Regions from separate parts of the Homo sapiens genome. Here regions 1, 2 and 4 are each linked to region 3. A link is a loop called in an ENCODE intact Hi-C map of the cell type or tissue named here. Cell type or tissue: endothelial cell of umbilical vein. All regions are shown on one strand. Links, peaks and the distances in the headings refer to the core of each region. The heading gives the core; the rest is flanking DNA. Region 1 has its middle 150 kb from the start of THBS1. Region 2 has its middle 200 kb from the start of LINC02694. Region 3 overlaps LOC105370777 (a long non-coding RNA gene). Region 4 overlaps LOC105370777 (a long non-coding RNA gene).

Region 1 (7,711 bases), core at 851-5,850, 290 kb after region 3:
TCTTGTCCTCAGGGAACTCACCATCTGATAGAGGGGCACAGACCTTCTCTCCAATGCCTAGGACAATCATGGGGTGGAAGGTGCTCAAATTGAATCAAAAAAGACCAAAGTGACCCAGAGCTCACTTTTATGTCTTACACCAGCCAGCCCACAAGAGGAAGTGAATTTCAGAAGTGAATTCCAAACACAAAGATATGTATAAATGATATGGCATGGGAATTGCTGGTGTTTTAACTTTATTTTCCCTGACTGTTCGACATAGAATTGTGTTTGAGTTTGTTCAGTTCTGGCTGTAAATAGCATCTGTCAACCGCGTAACTTTTAGTATCATCAGTGACAGACCTGTAGCATCAGGCTAGAGTGCGTGCGGCTGTGGCAGCGTCTTCCAGTCCTCTGGGCTCTAAGTCTCTGCTCTGCCCATTCTGGTTGCTCTCTACGGCTGGTGCCAAATGGTTCCCGTCGCTTGGCAACAGACAGCCTGCAGTGATCTGGGTCTCGTGTCTGAGGCTGAACTAGGGACCACCCTGAATCATCTAGGGAGAGAATACAAGAACGGAGGGACTGCCCCTCACCCCAGCTTTCCTGTGGTTAACCAAACCCCTAGCTGTGTTTCCGCAACTAGCAACACCCGCTGCATTTGTCATCACAGCTGCACACGTGCCGCCGCCTTTGACAAAGACATGGTATCTGTAGCATACTTTCTGGGAAATGCTGTCTGAAGGTGCTGCATCACTGACACTTGCCGTCCAACTTGAATTGTGTAAGAAGTATTAGGCATTTTAGAAGCTCATGCAGAGACTCTGGGCTTTCTCATAAGCTAACACAAGCAGAAAAATCTACCTGCTCAGGCTCTTTTCTAAGCCAAGGATGCCAGAATTCCAACCAATTTCTGCTTTGGCCAAAGAGTATCTCAATTGCATGCTGACAAGAGCTTCAGCACAGCTACCCATCTTCATTTTCAAAACGTAGGTGCATCTAGCTCAGAAGGATAGGGTCCTGGAGACCCAGGAGAGAAAAGACAGATCCTCTGAATGTCAGAATAGGACCTTTTTCCCTGTCCTTGTGCTGTCAGCCTGACTCTCTGAGCCACAGCTCCAAGAACAGCCCTGGGGTTATAGAGGTGCAGGGCTTCTAGATAAGAAGCCAGAACAGACAGTCCCCTCTGTGTCATTTGTCGTTACACAATATCCTAACCTCACGCCTCTAGGGGGGCAGCCCAGCAAAGCCAGCAATAGCCAGAGACTGCTGGCTCTTTCTGAGCCACTCATGGTTTCAAGGTGTCCCAGATTTTAAGAGGCTGAATTTTCTTTATGCTTCCTGAGTGCTTCTATCTCTCCACTTTAACATTGACATATGCATGTATTGCAGTAATATTATTTATTCAAATCTACCATGTTCTGGGCACTGGAACAGTGCCTGGAACTGTTGCTGGAACTGTTACAGTGCCTGGAACTTCTTAGAGTATTATGTATTCAAAGTAATATCATTTATTCAACAAACAATATTATATAACTCCTTCTAGGGCTTACATTCTAATGGGGGAGCACACGATAAACAAATAATAAATGACAGTAAAATAAAACAAATAATCACATATGAAGAGGTCCTCTGTGCAGGATGTGAGGACCAACGTTTGAGCACTGGCTCTGACATAGAGTATGTGGAACCCTTATTCGCTCATGCAATCCCCAGGGAAATCCTCTTAGGAGGTACTATTAAGCTTCACTTGACAAATAGGAAAACTGAAGTCCAGACTACACAGCCTAAAAATAGTAGAACACAAATTTGAACCTGGGTCTGATGCCCAAGATCCATTATCATTCCACTTCACCATCTCTCCCCCTGAAGCAAGGTCAAGAGACAAGGAGAAGGAAGGCCAGGACTTTGAGCCTTTCCACCTCATGCAAGAGTGTCCTCTGAGCCTCCACTGCTCAACTCAAGCACGTGTTTTTAAACATTCCAAAGCACTCCCAGTTGCAAAGGAGATGTTGTAGGATGTTAGGTCTCAGCACAAGGAACCCAAACCTTCAGGGGCTCTCCTCTACATTATGCTCCCATTTTTCTCCCAAAATATCGATCTCCACCCACCCTAGACATAGAACTGGAGAATAAGTTCCAGTTTCATCCCTTTGCAGATCTTAGGGGGACCCATCAAATTCCCAGCCACTGGGTGAAAATCAGCAGCTTCTTTATAGGACCTGAGTTGCCTTCCTAGAGGATCCTAGAGGAAAAAAAAAAATCTTATCCTTCAAATACTGCTGTCTTCCAAAATACGTAAGGACGCCACGGTGAATCATAGTGGACACCCTGCATTGGTTGGGTTATTATTTATCCTAGAAGCTTGGGTTCTTGGAGCCCTAGCTTATTTAAGCAACAAAGTCCCTCACAGCCCACAGGTGAGGAAGTGAGTGTAACAAAGAGATCATTGGACCTAAAATCAAAACACCTGTCAAATCCCGGTTCTGCCACTTACTAGTTATGATCTTGAGCCAGAGACTTAATTTCTTTGAGCCTCAGATTCCTTTCTGTAAAATAAACAGTTGTGTGACTTACCTTACAAGGATCATTGTAAAAGGAAAGAAGACCTATGTAAGATTCTGTGTTGAAAGAGCTCAGTACATAATCATGTATTTTAAAAATTAGATGTGGCTTTAATTTTTAAATTTTTCTCATTAAATTTGACAGCAAATTATGTTACTTGGCTATGAATTTAAACCTTGCTTACGTCTCTTATTTCTGGGAAAAAACAAAAAACACCTGCAAGGTTATCCCACTGCTGATTCCTGAGGGGAGGTCCCTCAAGGGCACATAAGGTGACAACTCCTCCAGCATGGACAACAGCCACCCAGAGATGCCAGGGAAGAATAGAGGGAACTCTCTTCTTTTTCCAACTTTCCACGTAATTTGTAATTGTTGTTTAAACTCTCAATCCTCCTGGTGATATGATAGGCTCAACTTTCCAAGATACTGAAGTTGAAAGAGTTTAAAAAAAAAAAAAAAAAAGGTATAACCAGGAAAGTTAGCTTTAATAATCTCCATTCCAGACATTTTAACCCACTTGAAAGGGGTAATACTTACCCCCCAAAACCTAAAGGGTGACTGTTTTGAGCATGAGGTGTGGGGAATAGAGATTAGCGTGAGAGGGAGGAAAGTGTTAAAATAGAAAGAGGCAGAGAGGAAATGAAATAACCTTCCTACCTCTTATCCTTGAGTGCTTTCAAGAGCCTGTCTGGGGCCAGGAGCCCCAGGAAACACCAAGGCTGTTTCTTGCCTTCACCTTTGGGCTGTTTTTTACTGCCATTCATTAAGAAAATCTTTTCCATCAGCCTTATCATCCTTTTCTTGGCTCTTGGTCAGGTTGAGTCAGACGTGGAACATTTACTTTCACAAAGACTAACCAATCTTTTGTCTAGACGCAGATGTCTTCCACCAAAGCTTGTTGATCAGGGTCATGAAAGAGGCTGGTAAACACGTAGGCCCTTTTGTGTAACTGAACACTGTGGGGGGAAGACTGAGGACAGAGGAAATGGAGAAAATGGGGGGAGCTAGGAATTTGTTGATAGCATATAAAAGTGGGCAACTGAAAGCACTGTGAACTCTCTTTGTTTGAAAAGTGTAAGGGGACTAGTTTGTAGTATCCCTAAAAAGGTTTGCAGATCAAGAGTGGAACTGGGTTTCAAAGGCCCCAGGGCCTTTTCTTGTCCTGTTGCCTCTGCCTGGACCATTTTCTGTCCTTCCTCTCTACTTCCTCTTCCCGGGCCAACTTTTATTCCCTCTCCCAGTCTTTTGCTAACAGCCACTTCCTCAGGAAAGCTTTCCCCAGCCCCTGCGGCTAGGGCAGGTTGCCCCATTACCCACTCTCATCACACCCTGCACTTTGCCAGTGCAGCTGTCTTCAGTACTATAATTAAATGATGATGTGTGCACAGCTATTTGGACAATGACTACCCATATTCATTAGTCGTTGGGCATTTTGTAAATTATCTTATAATTGAGCTAATTGTAATCTTTAAGCAGTAATATTACACAACAAAAACGTGTATAATTATTATTAAACTAATAATGTTGTCTCTCTGGCTAGATATTAACCTCCTTGAGGGCAGGGACTGCTTGGACCTGTATGTAATGGGGTGCCCAGTGCCTGATACTGTGCCTAACACATAGGTGGAGGTCAAAATATATGTTGAATAAATCAATGTATGAGTTTGTCCATGAGGGCAATAAAGGGGAAAACGTAAGGGGAAAAGCATCCAGAGAATAGTTCCCACTGGTTTAGGCTAGACAAGCAATGTACCAATGTTTTGGTTGCCCCAGAGTCCCTAGTACGGAGCTATTTCCTACATCATTCACCATCCTGAGCACAGAGACCTTCTGAAGTCTTATTCCATTGTTGCCTTTAACAGCAAAGAAAAAAGAAACTTGGAAGCCAGCTCCCTGGATGTACTGTATATCTTTTGAAAACAAAAAGTGGTCTTTGGTCATTTCAGAGAAATTTTAAATTCATGGTAATATGAAAAAGAACTCATTGTTTAAGAAAAATATTTTGGCCAGGCACAGTGGCTCATGCCTGTAATTCCAGCACTTTGGGAGGCCAAGGCATGAGGAACATTTGAGACCAGGGGTTCAACACTAGCCTGGGCAACATAGTGAGACCCCCACTTCTACAAAAAAGAAAAAGAAAAAGAAAATTATCCAGACATGGTGGTACATGCCTGAGGATAGCTTGAGCCCAGGAGGTTGAGGCTGCAGTGAGTTGAGGAAAATAAACGTCTCATTTCTCATTCCAAAACCACAGGGACACTTTACTACAAAAGTATGATTGCACCACTGCACTCCAGCCTGGGCCACAGGAAAAAAAAAAAAAAAAGAAAGAAAAAGAATATTTTCAAGGAGTGAATTAGACTATAGTTTTGGAAGTCTGATTCATCCTTCATGTAGTGTATGTTATGTTGCATTAGCCATCTTTCCATGAAGTTCCATCACTAGATAAATGAAATTGAGCATGTCTCTGCATAGGTTTGGTCCTTCAGAGGTATTGTTGATTCTACAAAAGCAGAGACAGTCTCATGCCTATCTTTTGTAAATCCAGGACACTATGGTGTCTTGGGCACAGAATAATCACTGATGAGATGAATAGGTGCACCAAGTCAAGAGGTCCTTGAAAGGTCCCCCATTAAACCTATGTTATCCCCCCATTAGTTTACCTCACAAAGCATGATTCCATTCTTAGGGGAAAGTTTCACAAAATGGCTCTCATATCTCCCTCTCTGTAGACTCCTAACTTATTGCAGCCTGGTTTCTCCTGGCCTTCATCCCATGATGTGTACCAGCTCAGTGTGTCTCCTTCCTGCTCTCTCCTGCTCAGCCCTCTCCCAATCCTCCCTCTATCTTTTTGATCTTCAAAGGAGTCAGACAAGGAGCACATCCCCCTCCAGGCAGTATTCTCTGCCAGTCTTTTCAGATGACTGTATTTTCCTGGTCACAAAACGTCCCCAGTGTCCAACATCTTCTTGAGTAAGCATCTACATAAAGGAAGCAAGTCATTTCATGTGTGCACTTCCATTAATAGATTCTCAGGATCAGCACCCCAGGGATCTTTTACAAGCTCAGTGGAAGTATTAATAGCATCCTACATTAAAAGATACTTTTTAAAAAGTCTGTTAATTTAGTCAACATTCTTAGCCTATACATCAATGTCAAAGCAATGGGATAGCCAAGATCCTTGAGCACTGGTGGCCTTAATGTGCTGCTAGTGCGATGGTGATGTTCTTAAATTTGTAATATGTCTTCACTTAATTGTAGCTTGATTTCTTTTGAATGAGCTTATTTATTTTAAGACCTGGGTCTGTGCTTTGTACTGTTCATTTTCATATATAAAAAGAAAGGTGAGACAGCACAGGCCAGTGTCTATAATCATTTGAAGTTATAGTCCAAAGGTCAAGAATTATGGAAGGAATTTTAAAGAAAATCCATAAAATTGGGCAAATAGGGACCAGATACAATGAATAAAGTTCTCTCAGAGTACCATTGCTGCCTTTTTGAGCAAACATAAGTGCACCTACCTCTGAAAACTGGCTTCTTGTGAATTAAGCTAGCAGGTCATCGGCCACTCAACACAGCGGCCAATGACTTGGTAGCTACAACACTGTGCTCTGAAAGACTGAGAATGAAGATGAAAAGAAAGCATGCCACCCTGTTAATAGTCTATGGTAAGAGGAGCTGTCAGCATTGCAGCATTAGGAAGAGGGATTAGTCTTTCCATTATTCAACACAACTCATCTTTTTTGTGCCAACAATGTGTTCAGCACTGTGGAAAACACCCAAAGAGTCTGTCCTCAAGTATGATCACGTTGAATGTACAAAGGGAACTGGCAAAGTTCCTAAAACCTGGCCTCTTGCCTCTGGAGGACGTTGTGTGTAGTATCGTTTCTCACACCCTACAACTAAGTAAGGTCAAAAGAGAACAGGTGGCTCTTACATAGCTGACCTTCAATGTCCATTCTGTAGGCATCACCCCATTATCAGGAGTAGGTACTGTCCTTCACTCTTGTTCTGTGTCTAGCAGCCAGGCACCACCCAGCTAAACCAGACCACATGCTCAGTTTCTCCAACAGCTCAGTCTCCCAACTGATTCCTAGGATGAATGAATGTACAGATGAAAGGCCTAAAGAGCCTGGTGCATAAGAGGTCACAGCAAACGTGAGTGTGCCTTCCCTGCCTTCAGTACATCCAGCAGGCACTCTCTCTGCCCTCCCTCAGTTGGACATGCAGCCTCAGATGCTGAGTCTCAACTTCCCTTCCTCAGGGGAGCTGCTATAGAGCAATAGGCTAGCTTGCCTTTGTTCTGCATCCCACACAAGCAGAGAAGCCAATAGACAGGCATGGAGGAAGTTGGGGAAGAGCAGGAAACATCACTTGTGCACTTTCATCAGACACTGGTGTAGCCGTTTTGTAGATATGAATGCATTTAATCTTCAGAAGGATCAGAAGCAGGGTGTTTTGCACATGAAGAGACTGAGATTTAGAGAAATCAAATAAGGTTTTTAAGTTCACACAGCTAGAATGTAAGGGAAGATTTTAGCCTAAGACTTTCTGATTTCAAGGTCTTTGTTTTCTCCCATGAAATTTCCTGAGAAAATAATACCAGGGCTCAGAAGACTTCTAACCTGGCTTCCAAACTCAAGAGACCTGGAAAAGAACCAAATTGGAAGAGCATGATGGTTGTTGATTCAAAATTTCTCCGAGGCATTCTGACTGGCCACCAACATGTCACCACAAACTTCGAGGCTCCAGAAACTAATTTGAAATTCCAAAAGAAAACATTGCCCTAAAAATATGCTAGTGACACAAAGACAAAATAAAAATAAATCTCTTTTCTGTGCATATTTTAAGTAAAGTCTTTTTTCCTTTAGCATTGAGTGCGTATGCCTGTGCGGGTATGAGAGGGAGAATGAAAGCAAGAGAGAGAGTTGAGAGGGACTTTAAAATGTCAACATTCTTGGTAGTGTTGGGAACCCAAACACAACAGTCTTAGGTCAGTGCCTGAGAACTAGTAAGGCAAACCAACTAGACAATAACCATAAACATGGTCCCTTTTAAAATTGATGTTGCTCGTGTCTCTGGGAGAATAAAAAACAAAGTCAAACAAAAACTATGGCTTGGCAACACTTCCAACTTTTAAGAGGGTTAAACAAACAAGAGTTTGGGTCAG
Region 2 (7,711 bases), core at 870-5,869, 250 kb before region 3:
ATGCGGTGGGGGTACCTTGTTAAAAGGATTTTATAGAGATAAGTTTACAATGCACTTGTAACATAGAGGGGGCATGATTGTCTGCCTTGTGAGGGTTGTGGCAGCTTCAGAGAGTAGGTGATATTGGCACTGTGTTAAAGGACAGGTACCTTTGCAGGGAGCTGGGACATCACAGGCAGAGGGGACAACATGAATAGAAACAGGGAGGCATGTGACTGTACATGGTGTTTGGATATGGGCTAACTACAATTTGGGCTTCCGTAGTTTTCCTTTATACAATTTGTCCACAACTTCCTGCCTTTGTCATTCATTCATTTATTCATTCATTCTTTCATCCATACTAAAGTTAACAGGCATTCCTTTTTTTTTTTCAGTCAGGGTCTCACCCTGTTGCCCAGGCTGGAGTGCAGTGGAGAAATCTCGGCTCACTGCAACCTCTACCTCCTGGGTTCAAGCGATTCTCCTGCCTCAGCCTCCTTACAGCCACCCACCACCACACCTGGCTAATTTTTGTATTTTTAGTAGAGATGGGGTTTCACCGTGTTGGCAAGGCTGGTCTTGAACTCCTTGACCTCAAGTGATCCACGCACCTCAGCCTCACAGAGTGCTGGGATTACAGGCATAAGCCACAATGCCCAATTTCAACAGGCATTTCTTGAGTATCAACCAGGTGTTAGAAATAATTCTAATTCCAAAAACTATTTTAAAATTCATATGGATTCAAAAAAGATCCCCAATAGCCAAGACAATCCTAAGCAAAAAGAACAAAGCTGGAGGCATCATTCTACCTAACTTCAAACTATACTATAAGGCTACAGTAATCCAAACAACATGGTATTGGTACAAAAACAGACACATAGACCAATGGAACAGAATAGAGGACTCAGAAATAAGACCACACATGTACAACCATCTGTGATCTTTGAGAAACCTGACAAAAACAAGTAATGGGGAAAGGATTCCCTATTTAATAAATGGTGCTGGTAGAACTGGCTAGCCATATGCAGAAAATTGAAAATTGATCCCTTCCTTACACCATATACAAAAATTATACAAAAATTAACTCGAGATGGATTAAAGACTTAAATGTTAAACCCCAAACTCTAACCACCACCCCCCAGAAGAAAATCTAGGTAATACTATTCAAGACATAGCCAGGGGCAAAGATTTCATGACAAAAATGTCAAAAGCAATTGCAAAAAAGCAAAAATTGACAAATGGGATCTAATTAAACTAAAGAGCTTCTGCACAGCAAAAGAAACTATCAGAGCAAACGAACAACCTACAGAATGGAGAAAATTTTTGCAATCTATTCATCTGACAAAGATCTAATATCCAGAATCTACAAGGAACTTAAATTTACAAGATAAAAAAGCAAACAACCACATTAAAATGTGGGCAAAGGACATGAACAGACACTTCTCAATAGAAGACATTTAGGTGGCCAACAAACATATAAAAAAAAACTCAACATCACTGATCATTAAAGAAATGCAAATCAAAACCACAATAAGATAACATCTCATGCGAGTCAGAATGGTGATTATTAAAAAGTCGAGAAACAACAGATGCTGGCGAGGCTGCGAAGAAATAGGAATGCTTTTACGCTGTTGGTGGGAATGTGAATTAGTTCAACCATTGTGGAAGACAGTGTGGTGATTCCTCAAAGACCTAGAACCAGAAATACCATTTGACCCAGCAATCCCAATACTGGGTAGGTACCCAAAGGAATAGAAATCATTCTATTATAAAGATACATGCGTGACATGCATATGTTCATTGCAGCTCTAGTCACAATAGCAAACACGGAATCAACCCAAATTCCCATCAATGACAGACTGTAAAAAGAAAATGTGGTACATTCTCACTGTGAAATACTATGCAGCCATAAAAAGGAAAAAGATCATGTCCTTTGCAGGGACATGGATGGAGCTGGACATGTTAGTTTGCTGAGGATAATGGCTTCCAGAACATTAACACAGGACAGAAAACCAATCACCATGTGTTCTCGCTTATAAGTGGAAGCTGAACACTGTGAACACATAGACACAGGGAGAGGAACAACATACACTGGGCCTGTTGGGGGTGGGGGGCAGGGGGAGGGAGAGCATCAGCAAAAATAGCTAATGCATGCTGGGCTTAACACCTACGTGATGGGTTGATAGGTACAGCAAATCACCACAGCACACGTTTACCCATGTAACAAACCTGCACATCCTGCACGTGTTACTTGGAATTTAAGAAGAAGAAATAATGTAATTCCTGAGAACATAGCAATGAGTGAGTGAAATAAAGTCCCAGCTTCCACGGGGCTTACATCCTAGTGAGGAGAGACAAACAACAAGTGAGGGATTATAAAAGGAATAAAAAATAAGACAGGATAAGGGGATATAGTCTAATTGGGGAGTGATTTTAATCAGCGTAGTCAGGAAAGGCTATATGTGATGAAGACATTTCCATAGAAACATGAATACAGTGAGAAAGTGAACTTTGTAGTTTTCTTTTAAATCATTGTAGATGCATTCCTGTCAGCCTTGGAGAAGTATGAAATGAAAGAGGGATCTCCTAGTTGACTGATGTGGTCATTTCTAGAAAAGAGACACCCTGGGACTATAGACCCAAACTGCAAACTGAACGGACTCACTGAACTCCGTTAATATGACTGCTCTATCTAGGGGCCAATGGCTCAGTGCTGGGACCTGGACTGGGCTGAAGAGGAGATACACAAACAACTCTGGACAGGTGGAAGGAACCTGCTTCTTTGGTTCTCAAAGGAAAATAAAACCCTCATTTTGTAGGAGAGGCTGCTGCTGAAGTTGCTGGAGAATATCAACTGCTGAAAGACATCCAAAGTAGATTTTAAATGTTCTTTGGGACAGAGTTACAAGAGCTTTCTATGAACATACTTTGGGTGGAGTGATCAGGCATGTCAGTTTGCCTCAGCCTGATCTGTAATAAGAATAAAAAAGACTTTGATGGTTGTATTGCAGGTATTTATAGATTTTTAAAAATGTTTCTTCTTGTTGCTGGTGAAGTATGCTGTAAAGGGAGCCCCATTAAACAGAGTCAGTGCTTCAGCTGGTGTAGAAGCCTGTTGCATATTAAATGTTTTATAGCTGAACTTTATTACACTCAAACTTCACAGAGACATTTATGAACCTTATTGCATTCTGATGTGAAATGAGCCCAGAAAGGTATTTCTGACTTTATGGGAATGGAACTTTTCATTGTATGGAACATTCAAAAAGCTGCTGAATGCCAGAGTTCAAAGTGATTTTGCAAATGTCAATTCCTTTAATAATCTTTGAGACCTTAAGAAATTGCTGATGACTTCTACGTCTTGCATCTAACTTCTTTTTCTTTTGCTTCAGTTGTGGAAAACATGTACAGTTGCCTCAGTAAAAGGAATGTGTGGAGTTTGTGGTTTATGCTGTATTCATGCCATGGTAAGAAGAGAGACCCTGTTTATTGCTAGAGGAGACATATAAGGAAAATAAAAGGGGGAAATATCATTTAATAGATAAACAGCCATGCCCAACTTGACATTTTTCTAACCCCTTCAAGGACACACATTCCTGAAGGTCTGTGAGTCAGTACTTAGAATACATTTGGAAGATTAACCATTAACTTGCCTTAGGGAATTTTCTGCTATGCTGACCCATGGAAACTTAGGCCTTTCCAATTCTCATTCATTCATAATTAATTTATTCCACACTTACTGAATTCTTTGTATCAGACACTGTTCTAGGTTCAGATGATAATCAGAGGAAAGCCACAATTCTCAAAGAGTTCATGGTCCAGTCCTGATGATTAAGCAAAGAAACAGGCAAAACAGTTTTCTGATTACAGATGAGAAAGATCCAACTTAGTCACAGTGTGGGAGTTGGGAGAATTCAGGCAGAACATCAGGAAATTCTGGGAGGAAGCAGCCCCTGAATTGGGTCTTCAGGGATGAGTAAGAGTTAGGCAGAAGACGTTAACATTGTTACATGTGCACAGTGCCAAGATAGGCAGTGGGAAAGATATATACACATTCTGAGATCAGGGAGAAGCATGCTTATTAAATAATCATTTAGAAAAAGTGGGACTCAAAATGAGGACCTGCTTCCCATTGGGATCAGTTCTGTAAAGCTCAGGTCTTAAGTATATAATAATCCCATTATCTCACTCTGTTTATTTCTATTGTAATAGTCTTAATACTTGCCTTGTACCAATGGTTTATACATTGTTTTCATGTGTATTAAACTATTTAATCTTCATAACAACCTGGTGAGATTGGTATTATAATTACTTTATAGATGAAGAAATGAATCAAAGAGACATCAAGTGACTGTCCAAGGTCACATAGCCTAAATGTAGCTTTATTGAGCTTCTAAATAGTTATTGATTGACTTGATATATATTCATTCAACACTGTAAGTATGTATCTGTGTATTTACTCAATGCACATTTATGGGGCACATACTGTATGCCAGGCAGGCACTGTTCTAGATTCTGGAGATACCACAGTGAACAAAGATAATTTCAGATTATGATCAATGCTGTAAAAATAGACACAGTCTTAGCGTGACTGGAGGCAGGAATCACATTTTAGATAATTGCTTTTATTTTCTTGGCTCTCCAATGTTTATCTAGGGTTTCTTTCTGGGTTTTTATCTAATGTATGGTATTCAGTGGAAATCTGCCAAGTGCTCCCATGAGTAAATCACCATCTGAGATTCTTCTGCTATTTTCATCAATGTATAAGAAACAATAAGAGCTCCCATTTATTGAGAGACCTGCATGTGCCAGCCTCTTCGATGGATATTTTTTTATTAGTCTCATTTATGGGGTGCTGGTAGAGTCTATCAAAGCCCCAGGATTGTTTCTCAGCTGATCTTTTATTACTTGCAGGGTGCATTAATCACCTTCTTCCTCCCAGAGGCAGGGGACAAATCCCAGGATAACTCTCTGTTCCAGCTTCTTAGATGTCCTGCTAATAGCCATCCCTGCTGACAGCAACCAGCAAAGGCGGCTGCCCTACAAAAACATCCTTTCAAAGTATTTTTCTCTAGAGCTTTTTTTTTTTTCCCCCAAACCTTAAATGTTGGCGAGAATGCCTCACTATTTATTATTAAAAACATGTCTGGGGATGATGATAGTGTGTTCGTATGTTCAACAACCAAAGCTAACCACAAGTAGGTAGTCATACAGGATACTCTCCAAGCATGTCATAAGGCCTCACTGATCCCAAAATATTATCAGCACCATCAGCCTGCAATCACACTGCCTTCCTCTCTGCCATGACTGATTCTTTAATATTAGAGTAAAAGTCCAAAGACAGAGCTTTGGACAGGGCCCTAGAGGAGTATGATGGCCCCAAGAGGGAAGGAGGCCTCCCTGCTCCATCACAGCAATCTGGACGTCTTCATCAGTTAGTGGATTATTACTTGGAAATCTAAAAGAACTGGGCTTAGATGGATTAAAGATGGGCAAATAAACCATTCCAGGATGGATTCAACAGTTGCAGTCCTGGAGGAGGTGCCAGTGTAACAGCACTGGGCCAGGAGGGGAACCTGAGTGGTAACAATTCCCTCCTGCTCATCCTCTTTGTTCCTTTTTATGTAGGGTTAGCCTTTGAGACTCCGACAGCATCATGGCTTTGAAGAACATGACACTGCCCCCTGCACATAGAGCCTCTTCCATTTACTCCCTCTTGGGCTTTGGGCAAGCCACTTAAGCTTTTTGAGCCTGTTTCTCCATCTTTAAAATGGAATTAAAATATTTACTTTTTATTTGAGATTGAAAGCCTCTCAATCTTTTTTGAGACTGAAATAATAGATGATGTCTTAGCCTCTTTAAAGAGATGTGTGTAAGTCTGCTTCACCACAGGCAATTGCTGCACGGAAGCTCAGCAATGTGTGGTATTATGGAAATGCTTCAGAAGCAATCCTTCTGGTTCTCAAGGATTCACAAATAAGACTCAACAGAGTACCTCTGCTTTGTTTGCAACAACAGCCTGACTTGAAGTGATCCACTGACTTGAAGTATTTATACTTCTCCAAACAAGGGATGTGATTTGGTTTTTGCCTATTTGATATGAAACATGCTGGTATGCCAGCATTTGAGCCAGTTTTGAGTTGGGGGCCTTTCTAATACATTTATAGCATATATAGGCCTAGATAGGATTACTTTGGTTTATGCCATGATTCCTGTTTCAATCAGCAATAGCAGGAATTATTCCACCCAAAGTCTAAGTTTGAGCCACTTTTTCTTGGGACTGTTACCATGATAGGTATTGAGAGGCTAAAAGATGTGTTAGTGGATACAGTAGGGGCATCATAGAGCATAGCTACATATATATGTAGACAAGCTCTACAAAACTGAAGCTTAATTAATGGCCTAAAGACTAAACTGTGGGGTATTAAGGAATATCAGCCACTCTAGAGCAATGTGGTAGGCAGCCAGAATCTCAAAAGGCCCCAGTGTGGCCACATCAGTTCGGGATACTCACATATGCCTAGAGAAGAGAGCACTGCTTTGAAGCATCCAGTCACAGTTCCATGCGGACAACACCGTGGGCAAGGTCTTTTTGACTCTGAAGGATCGTTGTCATTTATATACAATGCATGCATATGATTACACATACTAATGAGAAGAGAGGGACAGCAGCTGAGTGTCCCAAGTGTTTATCATGGTTAAATTGTTTATTTGATGTCACTTAAAATAACTGGCTTCTAGACATAAATAGCTCGGATGAAGATATAAGACCTGATAGCTGTTTTGGCTCTTTCCCCAAGTGATAAAGTTCATAGTGAAATGGCTCCAGTTGACTTTTTAGAGAAATACATAGCTGCATTTGTGAAAAACAGGAAGTTAACTGCAGAGCCTCTCAATTTATTTCTCTTACATCTTTAGAAAAAAGAACCTCACAAGTTGTAAAACTGTGGGAAAAAAATATCCTTTTTTGAGTGATGTGGGATGGGATAAGATCTGGATCCTATGTCCCAGTAGTAAGGAAGCCAAGTTTTAGGACAACTTTAATTTTGTTGTGAGTGTTGTGTTTGGGTTCTTTTTCTCATGGCTATGGCTGTGTCTTTTGAAGAGAAAACCCATGAGGACTGGCCAGTGATCCAAAGAATCACATGTGTTGCCAGCTTCTTTTGTAGCAGCCTCCCAGCCTTTGCTATTTTCCAAGTGGCTAATCCCACTGATTTTAATGACATCTCCCTTCCCCCAAATCAGTTTAACTTGAAAGAGCTCTTCAATAATGCTTGACAAATCAGAGATTTGGTGAAAAATCTGCGATTGTCAGAAATTGACTTTATCATGGAAAATTCTTATTGACAGTCTTCTGGGGGTACATGATCCAAGAGGCAGTGCAGTTTTCTATCACCTCTGATATGAAGCAGCAAGAAGAGATTTGCTATTTCTGGCTCCTAGGTTCCTAAGCTATTCCAAGGATTTTCTGCTTATCCTTCTCTTGAAATGATATGAATACTGTCCTTGGCTCATGAATCCATCCCATTGCTATGTGGTACAGCTTTCTTGGTGACTTAGAAAAATAAGTCATAAGAACACTTCTAGAATAAATCATCTCGGTTTTGTCTTTCACTGAAGACAGTCAACACTGGTCTATTCTAACAGGCTAGTAGTATGGTGGTAAAAAAAACTTGGTACCTGTATTAGTCCATTCTCATGCTGCTATGAAGAAATACCTGAGGCTGGGTAA
Region 3 (7,711 bases), core at 1,245-6,244:
CGCCTAGCTAATTTTGTATTTTTAGTAGAAACCATGTTTCTCCATGTTGGTCAGGCTGGTCTCGCACTCCCGACCTCAGGTGATCCGCCCACCTCAGCCTCCCAAAGTGCTGAGATTACAGGCATGAGCCACTGCGCCCGGCCATGTGTATCTTTTACTCATTTTCAGTCTATTTTTCTCATAACATATATGTCATCACCACTGGAATGTGTGATGGCTTTGGGATGTGTCAGCTTGGCTAGGCTGAACCACATTTCCCCGACTTTCCTTTCTAGTGTGTTTCTAGTTAGAGTTAGGCTACAAGAAACATTCTCTTTTGAGAGTTAGGGTGCAGGAGGGAGGCAGTGATGAAGACATGCACATTCTACCAGTGACTCAATCAAACTACCGTTTGAATTCTCCAGTAAGAGGAGATGTAAATAAAGCCCCAAATCAGTTGATTTTGAGTTCACCAAAAGAGAGATTATCCTTGGGTGCCTCACTTAATTAAGCAGAAGCCATTTAGAGAGGGACTAGGCCTTCCGTGAAAATCAGACACACCAACAGGCCAGCATGCTCCCCCTTCCCCTGGACCTTCCCTTCTTTTTGTGGACTTCAAGCATCAGCTGAAGCTCATGGGGCCTGCCTGCTTATGATAATCTCTTCCTGATGCCTGCTCTGTGGAATTCAGGCTTACCTAGCCAGACCTCACAATTGTGTGAGCTAATCTTACATAACAAGTAAATCCATATGTAAGTTTATATAATGTAAACAAAATATAAAATATACATATGTATACATACATATGTAAGTGTTAAGATATATAGATGTGATATATTGAGAGAGAGAGCTCCTACCAGTTCTATGCCTCTGATTGAACCCCAACTGATATAGAATATTCTACTCTCACTTTCAACTACTCACAATAAACTCATTATCCTTTTCCTCATTCTATACCAAAACCAACTCCCTTTTTCATATAATTCATGATACAATCTTTTCCAGAATTTGAAAAAAAAAGAAAGACGTTTCTTTCCTCTCATCTGTAGTATCCAGTAATCCCTAATTCCACACAGTTTTCCTTTAAGGTCTCTCCCTTCTATTCCAAACCAGTTTTCCCTTTTCTCACGCTGTGATGATTTTCCTTCTTCCTAAAGCTTTTCCCTGTCTCAATTCTCACCCTCTTTTAATGCAGTCTCTATGGAAAGACCTTTTTACATCTCCCTACATACTGCTCTATTTAAAAATGATCATACTATTGCCTACAAGTTAAAATCTTCAGTTGTTTTTGTCTGTTTTTAAGATAGCATTTAAGGCTTAACAAAATATTATTTCATAATTAATATAGAATAGTAGTCATAATACAATAAGCAATTCTATGTAAGGCACTCTGAGAAGTGGTTTTCACAAGTTATCGTCTTTAATTCTCACTATAATCCCATGAGACACGTACAATTATCCCCAATTTATAAGTGACAACATTGAGGCAGAGAGAGGTTAATTCATTCCCCAATTTATACATCCAGTAAGTGGTATATCTGGGTTTTGAATCTGAGCCATCAGATCCTAGAGCCCACCAATCTCATGATTCCTGATTTGAGTTCCACACTCTCAACTGACCTGGACTCTCACTGTTCTTGAATATAATTCTCATTTTCTAACCTGCTTATGTAATTTATCTCTCAAGGGACATACTTCCTCCCTGCTCTCTCACTATCCAACACCTGGGCTGGATTCAAGTCCTACCTTCATTCACCCATATCATAAGCCATGCACATTTCTCTCTCTCTTCATGACTTACTGCATTTACTGTTGTTTAACTGGTTGATTTGAATATCCCAACTCTCCACTTAGTCTGTACAGCACCATGTTTATGTTACTTCTATACAGCTAAGAAGCCCCCTCTCCCACAAATAGATGTTATTAGTACAGTTTTGAAGGAAGAAACAAACACACATAAACACTGTTATCTCTGGAACATGAACGTCAGATTTTTCAGATATATACCAGATAATTTGGGTTTCACTAATTTTTAGCGTAAACATTGAAAACTTCCTCAAGACAAGGCAAAAGCAGCATTCATTCTTTTAATTCAATGGTATCTAACCATGTGTGTTCTGACTAATTTGATAGGTTTATGAAAGTGCTGGAGATAAAAATGCAAAAATTCCCTAAGTGTGACAGACTTATTAGTGGGGTCCTTGCTGAACAATTTCATAGTCTTCACCCTTTGAAAATCATTTCAATCCAAAGAGGTTTGGGGGTATATTCGTGACCTTTTTCCAGCTTTTTACATTCCTCTGTGTGTGTTTGGTCTCCATTGAGATTTGATAAGAATTGTGTAGAGAGCGAAAGGAACATCGTCCCTGCCAGAAAAGCAATGTGCTAGGATAAATCTGTCCCAACTTTTTACAAATGTTAGTTGACTGACTATTGTTTCTACTGGTGTTAGTTGACTACAAATGTTAGTCAAATGAATATTGTTTCTCCTGGTTCTTTGTACATTCTTCCATTAAAGTATTTATCAAAATACCATTGGTTGTTTATACCTCTCTCTTTGAAGGACCACGTGTCTTTACTTATTTACTTTTAAGACAAGGTCTCACTCTGTTGCCCAGGCTGAAGTGCAGTAGTGCAATCGTGGCTCACTGCAGCCTCAAACTCCTGTGCTCAAGCAGTCCTTCCCACCTCAGCTTCCCAAGTAACTGGGACTACAGGTGTGTGTCATCATGCCCAGCTAATTTTTTTTTATTTTCTGTAGAGATGGGGGCCTCACTATGTTGCCAAGGCTGGTCTCAAATTCTGAGACTCAAGGGATCTTTCCACCTTGGCCTCCCAAAGTGCTGGATTATATGCATGAACCACCATGCCTGGCCAGAACCATGTGTGTTAATAATTTTTTTTAATGTCTAGCACACTCCCTCCAAAATGATTGCTAAGTGAATTAAAGGTGAAGAAAAAGAACTGTTTGATTAAATGTTCTACCTAAGCATAATAATCACTGATTTACAAGGTCAAGGTGTGAGTTTTTTCCTCACTCTTTTTTAATTCCTCAATTACAGGTATTCCCTTGTACCACTCAATGAGAAATGTTCTTTTGATTTGAGCAATGTAAAAGAGATCCTTCTGGTAAAGGAACTGTCCTGTATCTTGACTCAAGTGATAGAGACACAAACCTATGCATGTGATAGAATTACATAGGAGTAAATATACAAATGAGTATGAGTATAGGTAAGCTAGGGAAGTCTGAATATCTAGATAAGATCAATGGGTTGTGTCAATGCCAATATCCTGGTTGATATTTAATTGTGGTTTTGCACAGAACTTTTGCGAGTTGGGGCAAACTAGGTAAAGGGAATGTGGAAATTCTTTATATTATTTCTTACAATAGCTTGTGAGTCTACAATTGTCTCAAAACCATTAAAATAAAATGACAATTTATTTACTTACAAGAGGTTTCATAATGCCTTGGGATTGTGAGACAACTGAACATTAAGGGTGATTAATCAATGACACTGTTAACCCTTCAAAATCTCTTTTGGATATACAACTTGTACCCTAAAACTTAAAGTATAATTAAAAAAAAAAATCAAAAAAAAAAAAAAAAGATTTCCCAAAACCCAAAGTGACACAGAGAAAAAGATATGATAAAATGGCCCTTGGCTGGAATTTGCCTTGGAGCTACTTTCTGCTTTCTCTCCTCTAATATTTGCCACAGTGGCGTTGTTGCATACCATGAGGAAAATTGGATAGCAGGACATTCAAACATATTTCTGCATTCATTTTTTATAAGGCTATAGAGATATTACTGAAGTTTCCTTTTGTCTTTTGTCAACTAATAAGAAATATGTTTCCAAATCAGATGCTAAAATTCCAGGAAAATGTTTGATTCATGGTGGTGTTGGTTCATTTCCCTGTATAGTAATAATAATGTAATAGTAATAGTACTAATACTTGTTGTTTGTGTGGTTAATGTTGTCACTGTACTAGGGGCTTTCCACAGTCCAGAACCTGGTCAAAGCATTTGCTATTCAAATAAACTATTTTCCTGTGAATTGTCTTCAGTACCATGGAAACGCTATTACAGCCCCTCTAAACTGGGAATGGCTGGCATAGGAGCAGCCCCAGGAGGGTAAGGTCAGGACCACGCAGATGTGACTGCTGCTCTGCTCGCCCTGCAGTGATAAGAGCACAGCTGTGGGAAAGCCAGAGCATCTGTTGTGAGTCACCAAGTGCAAACAGGATGATAACAGAGTTAGGATCAGAAAACAACATACCTTCTGAGACACAGAAGGCAGCACACCACAGAACACTGGCTCCTTTCTACAGAAAAAGGAAACCAAGCAATGTTCCTTCAGCAAGTTGGCCTGTGCTCATGTGTCTGTTTCCTTCTGTTGGGTCTAGTTGGTCCCTATCAAAACAGAACCCCTTTCCTCTGAATTTGAGCTGACTTGAAGATAGGCTGGATGCCACTTACAGCATCTGTGGGGACTCCAGAAAGAGACTCCCTTCCTTTCCCTATAGCACTCCATATATGGCTATGGCATCCAGCCTTAAGGGATTGTGGTTAAGAGCAGATGCTGGCTTTCCTGGAATGGACACTGGCCATCGTTACTCATGAATCAAGCCTTCCTCTCTTAAGGGTGCTGGTCTTTTCTATATATAGATTGTTTAACTGGGGCTACATTTATCCCCTAGAAAAGGAGAGTTGCATATATAACAGTACGGATTTTTCCTGAATTGACCCCTAACTTACTAAGCTTCGGAACAAGCAATCTATTTTTCATGACTTAATTTTATAAAATTTACACATATATACATACACACACACATACGTGTTTTCACATATAACTCCATATATTTTAATACTATTTTTTCCTTCCCCACTACATTCCTACAAACATTTTTCTCCTTTTTTCAACTTAATTCGATGACATATCCCACTGGCTTCTCTTTATGTCCCTTCTTCTGTATCATTCACACCTGTTCATCCTCTGCCTTATGTATTACTACATTCAAACTTCTTACTAACACATTGTATAATACTTTTAGTCACATTTGCTTGCACACCTTCACTCTCACCCAACTTCTCTTTCACACATACACACACACACACACACACACATCACACATCACACATACACACTCACATGTACTCTCCAGATCCCAGTCTGCTCTTGGTTCCTCGAGCTGGCCTTGACAGTCTCCAGCTAGTGTAGCCACTGATTTTTTGCTACCAATAGCCACAAGCATAAAACAAAAATGGGCTGGGGCTAGATGGAACTAGGCAGTCGTGGGGCAAGCTGGCAGAACACTGAGGGGAAAGATGGTTCTAAAACCTCTCCAGCTGGGGCTGAGAAGTGCTGGCGCAGCAGGAGAGAGTGGGAAAGCCTGTCTAAGGTCAGCAGCCTGACCTGGCAATCAGGACACTGAAAGCCACAGACAAGGTGTGGGTGGGTGGGCAGAGCGGGGGGTGCACAGGGGTATTGGAATTGAAAAGAAGCTGAAGTAAGAAAAGTTAGAAATGATCATGAATTGATTACTTATTACCAGTTAGGCACTGGGCTCTACATTTTCAGATATTTACTGTTTACTTTTTACTGCAAACATGTGAAGGAGATGATCATTATTTTGCAGATGAAGTTCAAAGAGTGTAATATTTAACCAGCTCTGTATAGAGAAAGTAGAGGATTCGGGTGCACTCCTGAAGCAGTGATTTGAATATATTTGTTTTCATTTGGGATACTCTTGCTCTCATTCACATGTTATGGGCTGGCTATGGTGAGAAAAGAGAAGCTCTGGGTGTTGGCATTAGGAGATGGTGTTCAGCTTCAGGAGAAGCTGCCCAGGCCTCTGAAGAACAGACACTGGAAACCAGAGGCAGAGCAAATACCCCTACTTCTTAAGCAAGGATTGCTGGTTTTTGCCCTGCCTTTCGCATACATACTTCCCAAAGGGCAAAGCACTGCTTTAAAAAACAAATAAACGAAAACAAAAGACTTTGAGACAAGGTTTTATTCTATGCTTAGTCCTGACTTCTAGAGGTTGCCATGACCCAGCGGTTGGAATTGGGATGTGCGGAGTGGCACTGAGATGGTAATATGAAGGAAAGGGTGGATTAATGTCTAAGTTCCTGTGGTAAAGATACAAACACCACATTGAAGCTATCATTAGCAAAACTCCAACTCAATCGGTAGAAACTTACAATTTGCCCATATGATGTCAAATAATTGACTCAAATTGTTATACACTTAAATCTACCAATGAAAACCATTGTTCTTGTATCAAAAATAACTCTGCGGACTGGGTGGGGTGGCCCACACCTGTAATCCCAGCTCTTTGGGAGGCTGAGGTGGGAAGAGCATCTGAGCCCAGGAGTTCAAGACCAACCTGGGAGACAAAGCAAGACCCCCCCCATCTCTACAAATAAAAAGTTAGCTGGCATGATGGCATGTACCTGTGTCCTAGCTACTTGGGAAGCTGAGGCAGGAGAGTTTCCGGAACCCAGGAATTCAAGGATGCAGTGAGCTATGATGGTACCACTGCACTCCAGGTTGGGCAAAAGAGTGAGACCTTGTCTACAAACAAACAAACAAATGAAATCTCCATGATTCAGAAGTGATATGGTTTGGATCTGTGTTCCCACCCAACTCTCATGTAATTGTAATTCTCAGCATTGAAGATGGGACCTGGTGGGAGGTGACTAAATCATGGGGGAGATTTCTCATGGTTTAACACCAGACCTCTTGGTACTGTTGTGGTGACAGTGAGTTCTCCCCCTCCTTCCTCCTGCTCTGCCAGCCATGTAAGATGTATCTACTCCCCCTTCACTTTCCACCATGATTGTCAGTTTCCTGAGGCCTTCCCAGAAGCAGAAGCTACTATACTTCCTGTACAGCCTGTGCAATTGTGAGCCAGTTAGATCTCTTTTTATTATAAGTTACCCAGTTTCAGGTATTTCTTTATAGCAATGCAAGAATGGACTTTGAACTGGATGCAGCAGCAGGACAGAGCTTTGTGTTGTCTCCCTTGGGACAAGAATGAGTGTGTTTTATGTATGGGAAGAGTTGGTGTATGGTGAACGAGAAGAGCAGACTATGTAAGAGACTGCTTTGTGTCCGCCAAAATGGTCCTTTTCTTTGAAGGCCCACAGGTAGGCTACAACTGAATTCCAATTAATAGAATTGTGACCGTCAAGCACATTCCCCTCCAGTGTGACAAAGATGAACACCGTGACCTTGGAGGTCATGGCTAAAGTGGGACAGGTCACAAGATAGATAGAAAGAGCCAAGGTCTCAAGTCACTATCTGAAAAAGAGCCTTCCATCAATTGAAAACTCTTGTTTTTTATTTCACTTGAGTGAAATATTAACTTCTATCATATTTGAGCCATTTTTTGTAGTGGTTACATCTGTATGTTTTATGTCAGACAGGTAAATATAGAAACTAAGCTCTCAAGTATGATATGAGTACTGGAAATTTGAAGTGTACAGAAGGCAGACTACCAATGACATAGCTAACTAGTTTTATGGATTTCTATTCTCATCCAGATGAGTGATCCTACCTCATCTGGGATCTAGGTCAGGAGACTGTTACTTAAGGCTTCGGAGCATTTGTTGCTGCTTTCTATATTCTTGTGCTTATGGATATTGATGTGATTTGAACACACAGAAATAGAAAAATGTGATCAAAACTCCTCTAGGATGCACAGCTCGCCCTCCTTAGGAAATCAC
Region 4 (7,711 bases), core at 1,751-6,750, 140 kb before region 3:
GACTGTTTCCCTTTCTAACAGTCACAGAGGGTTGACTTGCCATGGTGAGCAGTCGCCAGATAGGACAATGGAATTCATCTCATTCCTGTGATGACTTTAGATATGAAATGCCAGGCTGCTTGGCCTAGGGGAAGGTGCTGTAAGTTATAGGCACTAAAGCCAACTCTCCCAGCCCCCTCTGCTCCTTTTGACAGTCTCCCTCTTGGGCTGTGATCTGGCTGAATTAATTCATAGCTGCCAGTTATGAGGACTTTATCTGCATTGTTAGCATTCCTTCTAACCTGCAGCCTCTGTTCATTTAATGATTATCTGATGGGGATTGATATTAAGTGAAGAGGAATGTTCAAATCACGCTGCCTTTGGCAAGTGGGAACTAAAATAACAGAATTTCAGTTTAGGAGGGAAATATTTGCTCACTAATATGAAATTTTTCTTAGTAGGATTGTGGAATGGAAGGGAAAATTCCAGAAAAATATTCTGGCAAAGCGGACTTGAATGGATGGTTCTCCAGTACTTTATTTATTTGGCCAAAAGATGAGGAAAAAAAGCAAAAAAGGAGGCAAAGAATAGGTAATATAGGAATAAACTTCTCCTAGCCATTTTTGGCCATTTTAGGCAAATATTCTCTACTTAGTCTCACTATTAAACTCAATTATACAATGTATTTGCATTAAACTAATTTTAGCAAGCGATAGTAAGAGTTTTTAGAAGACTCAGCTTTCAAAGAGGAGTTTTCTTAATGGACATATTTTTAAACAGATTTCTTGAATTCATAGCTTTCTCTCCAGAATCTCTGACAGGTGAGAGAGCCTCTGAAAGAATTGTATGGAAAGGAACAAAGCTCACACAAAGAATTTATCAATTTAGCGAATGCAGTTATGACTGCAGCTGACTTTCTTCAAAATGACATACTGCATGAGCACATAGACTCAAAAGCATCCTTTTCTACTGAAGGCCTACAGCAGGCTCACAGGCAGTAAGCAAGACAAAAAAGAAACTCAGGGGGACCAATGAGATTCCAAAGGGCAAAACTCCCAAGCGTCCTTCAGAGAGAGAGGTCAATTTCACAATAACTCAAAATATATTTATATCACGCTAAGCTGACAGCTGAGGCATTTACACTTTGTCTTTTCACAGGGCATGTAAGTAACTGTGGAAAGGCTTAAGTTTCCCTGCCTTAAATACGTTTCCAACATACTTGTGAAACACTCACCATGATAAGTCATGCCCATTTTAAAGTAAATCTAATCTATGTATATAAAAAATTATGGTGGTTCTTTCAGTGTCTTATGAAAAATGGGAAAGGGACCGGGCTGAGTTAGTGCTTTTTTTCTCGTCTTTGAAGGCAGATAGAACTTGAGAAGTCAATTACTACTGAGAGTGAAAGCCTAGAGACTGATGAAAGAACTCAGCACCCAATAGCCTTCCTTGAAGCTTCACTGAGCACTAGTGTGTTGGTGGGCTGGCCTGAGCCATGAGTGTCATTTGAGAAAGAGCAAAACTCTAATAATCAAACAGTAAGAGAGGAAAGGACATGAACCTTGGCCATGGCTGCCAGTTTTACCACTGAGGATACCCATCCCTTTCCCTGTGTTTCTGCCTGCCTGGGACCTCTCTGCATGTTACTTGAATTGCTCTCCCTATCATGTTCTTCTTTGGTTCATGCCTTTTATCTTGTCAGAGTTGCGAAGACTTTCTGATGAAGACATGCTCACCAACCGAGAAAAGTCCTTCCCAGGTCCGTGGAACAGAAAGAACTGAGCAGGAGGGCAGGGCTGGCTGGCGAGCCAAATGTTGTCATAGATGTGGGGCTGGAGAGGCTGAGCACTCCATCAGCAGCTGGAACCTTTGCTTTCTAACTACAGACTTTTAGAGAGCAGAAACCTCTCTCAAAGGTGGTGTCAGACAAGTGAGAGGTCCCTAGGGGACGCCTTTGGCAGCACCTTTAGATGAGATTGGATTTGCTTATTTACCTATCTCAGAGCCCTCTGGACTGGGGCCTCCTTTATGGCAGAGAAGCAGAGAACTTGTTCTATTTGATTTAAGGCCCCCATTTGCCAGAGAAGCAAGAAATCCAATCTCAGTCACAGTTCACAGCTTGGCCCTTCGTTTCCAGAGCTGCCTTGAAATTTAGGGGCTTAAGTACTGCTCTGAAAATAGAGAAAGAGTTCTTAGCCCTCCAAACAAGATGATTGCTATGTAAATGGTCTTTGTCTAAACCCTGTGGTCTATTTAGAGTGGGTATGTTCATTTGATGAGGTCACATAATATACTGGTTAAGAGGACAGCTTCTGTGGCCAAATGAACCAAGCATGAAATCGACACTTTCTAGCTGCGTGGGAAAATTCCCCAGCTTCTCTGTGCCTCAGTTTCCTCTTGCATAAAACAATACCCCTCTCACAGGGCTGTTGTGTGGATTAACAGTGTTAAAGCATGCACAAGGATTACAACAGTGTCCAGAACACTGTAAGAGCCCTGTCAATGTTACTGCCTCTTGCTGTCTGAGCATCTTTAGTTGTGCTCTGAAAACTGCTCCTCCTGGTGATGCCCTCCGGGCTTCCATGTGCCATTCCTTTGGAACCCCTGTCACCCCTCAAAGCATTTCATATGTACACCATAGGAATAGGAAGAAGGTACCAATCCTGTCACGCTATAGCTGATGGCCCCCTTCCTATCCACTCCCCTAAACCCCTAAAGTACACAGCTCTCCCAGATCAAACACACACACCAGCACTTTTTCCTCTGGGAAGGCCAGTACTCCCTCTCTACTCTCAGTAGCAGCCTCTGTCATTTGTCCTTTACTTGCCAAACAAAAGCCTATTCATTTATTTGTTGGAGGTGGGGGATCGGCTTCAGGAAAGCTTGCATCACTGTATTTATTAAAGATTGCACAGCCCAAATGCAGATAAAGCTTCTCAGAGTAGGAGAAGAAAAAACACTACTCTTCCTTCTGAGTCTTCTATGGTAGTGAAGGAAATGACAGACTAAGATGAGAATATTTTGCTCCACTATGTTTGTGTGTATCATCTGGCTCTCCTACTAGATTGTAAGCTCCATATAGTCAGTGAATTTAGCTGCAGAACTTCTTCTGTATTTCACATTTATTAAATAAATTTAAATGAATGAATAAATAAATCTGAATAGGGATTTTATTTATTAGGTGTGAAAGTTTATTCTTTTTACTTTCTCACTCTTTCCTTTCAACAGCAAAGGTATGCTGTTCAATGTTTAATAACCAGCTCTTCATGGAGACGGGGAAGTCCTGATCTGCAGAACTTGCCAATTTCTTTGGTGTGAATATTCCTGTTATAGGTGATTGCAAGTGAGTAGCTCACAAAATTCCTGGAGATTTAATAATTGGCTCTAACATGCAGTTACAGAATAGCTCCAGCATACCACTAAAAATAGGTATTAAATTTGTTTTATATATTATAGGGAAGATCCAGTATTCTTTAACATAAATTGAAACTATAATACAAATTCAATGGCTATTCTTCTAATTATATGACTACATGTATACACAAATAAATGAACAGGTGTGCAGAAAGAAGTTAATGTAGCAGGCCTGAGACTGATATCCAGAAAAAAAAAAAAAAAAGGCTTACAAGGTTGGCCCGTGACTGGCTTTGGGGAACTTACATTCTAGAAGGTTTCCCACTATTCCCAAAACTCCACGTGGAATCTCTTCTCCTCTGTATTATCACAGTATATTGATATACTTTCATTATGGAACTTAATACATTGCCGTATTTCCAGGTCCCCTTAGCAATCCCCATTTTCACCCCCAGTTCCAAGACAACGAGCTTCCCAAGGGCAAAAGCCACTGCTGTTCTTTTTGTGATTGTAGTGGGAAATAGAAGGCCCAGCACCTACTAGGGCATTGGGTTCTCTAAATAGATTGTATTGCATGGGGCAGGGACATTTTAGGTCATGAGAGAGGTTGACTATGGTGTGAAAAATGAAAGACTATTTAGATGGAGGGCCAATTCTGAAGCTTTGTTGACAGTGAAGACAGAAACAGATATCCCTGTCCCTTCTCCTGTCTCTTATCCATACTGTGTTCTGGTGAATGGGTTATGGGACATCTATGTGCCCTTTCCTCATTGTGTTTCCAATGTCTACTGTGCTATGGATATCTGAAGGGCCTCCAATGTGCTTGATCTTTCATAGCACCCCAGGTGGCTGCTCAACTTTCCCAATTCCCATCATATGGAAGGCAGCAGAGCAGAAAGGTTGGGACAGAAACAATACTAATTAAAGGTCATTGGAGAAAGGGTTCCTTCATTAGGAGATGACTTCAAGGAATCAACAGGGAAGACATGAAGTCTCTAATTCTATGAAATTCAAGTCTCTAATTCTATGAAATTCCAGACTTCCCCTTGTTGGCTATTGTTTTCCCATGTTTCATTAAAACTGGTTTCAACACTTCAGTAACATGGAATTTGAAGGCTTGTCTTCCATTTTCACTCAGTCAGGCATGCCTAGCATTTTACTGGTAGACTGAAGGAATGCAGGTCACCCAAACAGGACAGATGACTGGAATAATTTGAAATCATGCCTAGTCTTTTTTTTTTCTTCTCTCTTAGCTCATGTACAGAAATGTTGGAAGCTTATTAACTTCTGGTAAGAATAGTTAACAGCAAGGATGAGAGAAATGAAGCATTCAGATGATTAATATAAAATGGTATCAAAACAATGGGTTACTCATTGCATTTTTTCATTTCCCAATGATGAAAAGCCACTTCCGTTCCTCCAGCTTTGGAGCGAACATAATATAAGCACAAATGAATTGAGTGGGAGAAAGTTTTATGACCTTTATTATTTGGCCCAAGTTCACAGCAATGTCTGAAGAGAATGCCAGGAAATCTCTGTTTAGACTAATTTGCAGAAGAAACTACTGTTAGGGAATGATAGCTGTGTATTTATTTATTGAATTCGTCTCTTGGACATAAACATACTGTCTACTAACCTATTTACATGTTTAATTAAACACATTTTCCATCAGATTAAAATGAGAACAGGAAACTACCTCTCAATGGGTTTATGTGGAGTGTCAGCCACATGCCAGACCCTGCACTAGAAACCCTGGTTGCACAGTGGTTAACAGAACAGACTTGGTCCTTGCCCTTGTGAAGCTTATAGTTTTGTGGGAGAGAGAAATTAAACAAGAAAACAATTAAATGAATAATCACAGATTATGATGTACAATAAAGGCAGTGGGTGCCAGGAAGAAGAACTTATATTTGGTGATGAGAGACCACCTCTCTGAAGAAGGTACATTTAATCTGAGGCCTTAAGGATAAGGAAGAGTCAGCTGGGAATAACAAATGTCTATTTGTGGGAATAAACAAGGAGGGGACGTGCACACAGGCAGAGTGAACAGCGTGTATGTGGATTTGAGGCAAGAAATACCTTGCAGAGATATGGAACTGAAAGACTGTAAATATGGTTGGAGCATACTGAAGAAGGGGAGAATGGTATATGACATCCTCTACAGTAGCTAGCCCAGTCCCCTCAGCACGCTAGGGTTCAATACATCTAGGGTTCAATACATTTTTGTTGATAATGAATAAAGTTCCTAAAAAAATTTTAAGGTTAACTTGTGCCCCAAGTTATGATCTCATCCCCAGTCATTCTAACATCTCTTCCAAGAATAGAAACTATTGGGGAGAGGGCACACAGCCTCCTGGGATAGACATACACTAATGTGGACGCTGAATTTTATGCAACAGAAATAAAATACTGCCAGTGAGTTGTGAATTTGCCTATTGGATTAAGAAGCTTAATTCAATGGAGTTTAATTGGGACAGATTGGTTGGTGATAGTTGGTAGCAGGGAGCTGGAGTGTTTAGCCAAGAACTACAAAAATCTTAACACTCTTTTTGCTATGGCCTCATCAATAACTGTGTCCCTCAGCTTAAATCCAAAGCAAATGGAGTTGATGGGGTGGAAAAAAATTATTTTGTACTCTATCAGTGTGGACCTAAATCACTGACATTTTCCAGTCATGTAAACTTTAAACCAGGAAAAATGAATCCAACTCATGAGGGCATCCAGATTGTATTTCAGCTACGCACAAAATGAAGAATGGGTAGACTACCAAGGAAACAAGTAGCATAGGGTATAGTGCCATGATTCAGTTTCAAATGAAATTCATATTGAGATAAAGACAAATAATTGAGCCAAGTTCTGAACTTATTTCCAACTCTCCCAGACTGGAAGTGCTCAAGAATATACGACCAGCAAAAAAATTCATTAACAGATTCTTTACCTTCTTGAGCACTCTTTTATCATCCTGGAGATTTACTGGAATGAGTTGACTCAATGTAAATTAGAAACATATGGATTAAATATCTCAAAGTCACCAGATGTGATGGAGATTTTGACAAACTAAAAGATCACTGAAAGGTATTTGGAAGTGTTTTCATAATCCAAAAACCACCAGGTTGGCCCATCTTTAAAAATGAAGTTATGACCTTGTAAACATTATAATAGTTCTCATGTTTTTATGTTTAATAACACATTCTGTCATCACTGCTCATAACATATAATTATTTGGGTGTAAAACTGAATATGCAGATGTAAAAATGGTAGAAGGGTGTCCAATGGAGTAGTACTTTTCTAACAGACTATCCTAAGATTCCATGGATAATGGTAAATCAAGAAGTCAGTTAGTGTCATACCTGACAGGGTTCTCATTAGCAAAACCAAAATTTACTCTAGTTAGTTTAAACAGAAAAGAACTTTGCCAAAGGAAATTAGGATGCTCACCAGTTTTCTTAGAGAGCCAGAGAACCAAAGTAGGGGCTATACAACTAGGAATGGTACCCAAGCCACACATCAAGGCCTGCTGCAGCCCAGACCTTCCAGATTGCAGTGAAGATGCTGGTGACTACAAGACACAAAGTTTTTCATTCTTTGCATCAAAAGGCTGGTACCTCTTCTGCCTTGCTTACTGAAAGACAGACTCTGCATACTCTCTTTTCACATGAATCAATTACAAAAGACTTTCATGAATGTATCTGATTGGCAGAACTCAATTTACTACATCCCTTGTGATGCACCTAGAAGGTAATCTAGGGGAGAGAGTCTGGCTCTTCTTGGACAAAAGGAATATACAAGGTGGGAATTTCTCCATTAATAGCAATGTTGTGCATAAGATGCTGGATGGCCACAACAAGGAGAATATTCTTTACAATTTATATTTTGTAATAATACAAGATTATAAAGGACACTTCACAATCTTGTTTTGCTATGCAACTAATGATACAGTTATTTTATATATGCTTGTATTTTTCTTCATGGCTATTTTTATTACTTATATTAGAGACTCTCGCTTAGCAGTCCAACACATTTCCTATGTGAAACCCAAGTGAAAATCAGAAAGTAAGAACTCCTAAAAATGGGGGTGATGTGGGTTTAAGCATACCTGAAACATGCATATGATTTACATGACTGTACTTTAGGCATTCTACTCAGAGCCCATTGATGCGTTTTCTTTTGACAATTTATTCTGTGTTATGTTCCCTCACTAGGAGCAAAGTTTCAAGAATAGTTCAATAGACAACCATACACTTTTCACATGGATCAATCTCTCTTGCTTCAAAGAGTCCAGGCCAGTTGTTTATCAGAATATCCCACATTTTGAATTTATATGGTTTCCTCATGACTAGATTTAGAATAAATACATTCGGAGGAAATGTTACATAGA

Evidence for each region. Peaks named below come from ENCODE experiments on the same cell type or tissue, not always from the same donor. Only the 100,000 strongest peaks of a DNase experiment are listed, where the experiment ranks them.
Region 1: it touches region 3 in a loop (9-fold over the local background); 2 of 110 quality-filtered maps call a loop at or near these places.
Region 2: it touches region 3 in a loop (8-fold over the local background); 2 of 110 quality-filtered maps call a loop at or near these places.
Region 4: a loop joins it to region 3, with 12 times the contacts of the local background. A loop is called at or near these places in 5 of 110 quality-filtered maps.

Annotation. Positions count from the first base shown.
Region 1 is chr15:39,426,756-39,434,466 of GRCh38, forward strand. No RefSeq gene overlaps it. Among named protein-coding and RNA genes, the nearest start is that of THBS1, 150 kb to the right of the region's middle. In endothelial cell of umbilical vein, for the core only: no CTCF peak of the experiment used is centred there; DNase peaks (open chromatin) are centred at 3,396 and 4,246; H3K27ac peaks cover 4,010 bases.
Region 2 is chr15:38,890,935-38,898,645 of GRCh38, forward strand. It overlaps a transcript of LOC105370777 not described here. Among named protein-coding and RNA genes, the nearest start is that of LINC02694, 200 kb to the left of the region's middle. RefSeq lists an enhancer at 2,734-3,933. In endothelial cell of umbilical vein, for the core only: no CTCF peak of the experiment used is centred there; DNase peaks (open chromatin) are centred at 3,767, 4,887 and 5,037; H3K27ac peaks cover 3,811 bases.
Region 3 is chr15:39,135,957-39,143,667 of GRCh38, forward strand. All of the region lies in intron 1 of LOC105370777 (a long non-coding RNA gene), which reads right to left. Among named protein-coding and RNA genes, the nearest start is that of LINC02915, 110 kb to the right of the region's middle. In endothelial cell of umbilical vein, for the core only: no CTCF peak of the experiment used is centred there; a DNase peak (open chromatin) is centred at 4,255; H3K27ac peaks cover 3,695 bases.
Region 4 is chr15:38,991,694-38,999,404 of GRCh38, forward strand. All of the region lies in intron 2 of LOC105370777 (a long non-coding RNA gene), which reads right to left. Among named protein-coding and RNA genes, the nearest start is that of LINC02915, 260 kb to the right of the region's middle. In endothelial cell of umbilical vein, for the core only: no CTCF peak of the experiment used is centred there; DNase peaks (open chromatin) are centred at 2,868 and 4,758; H3K27ac peaks cover 4,197 bases.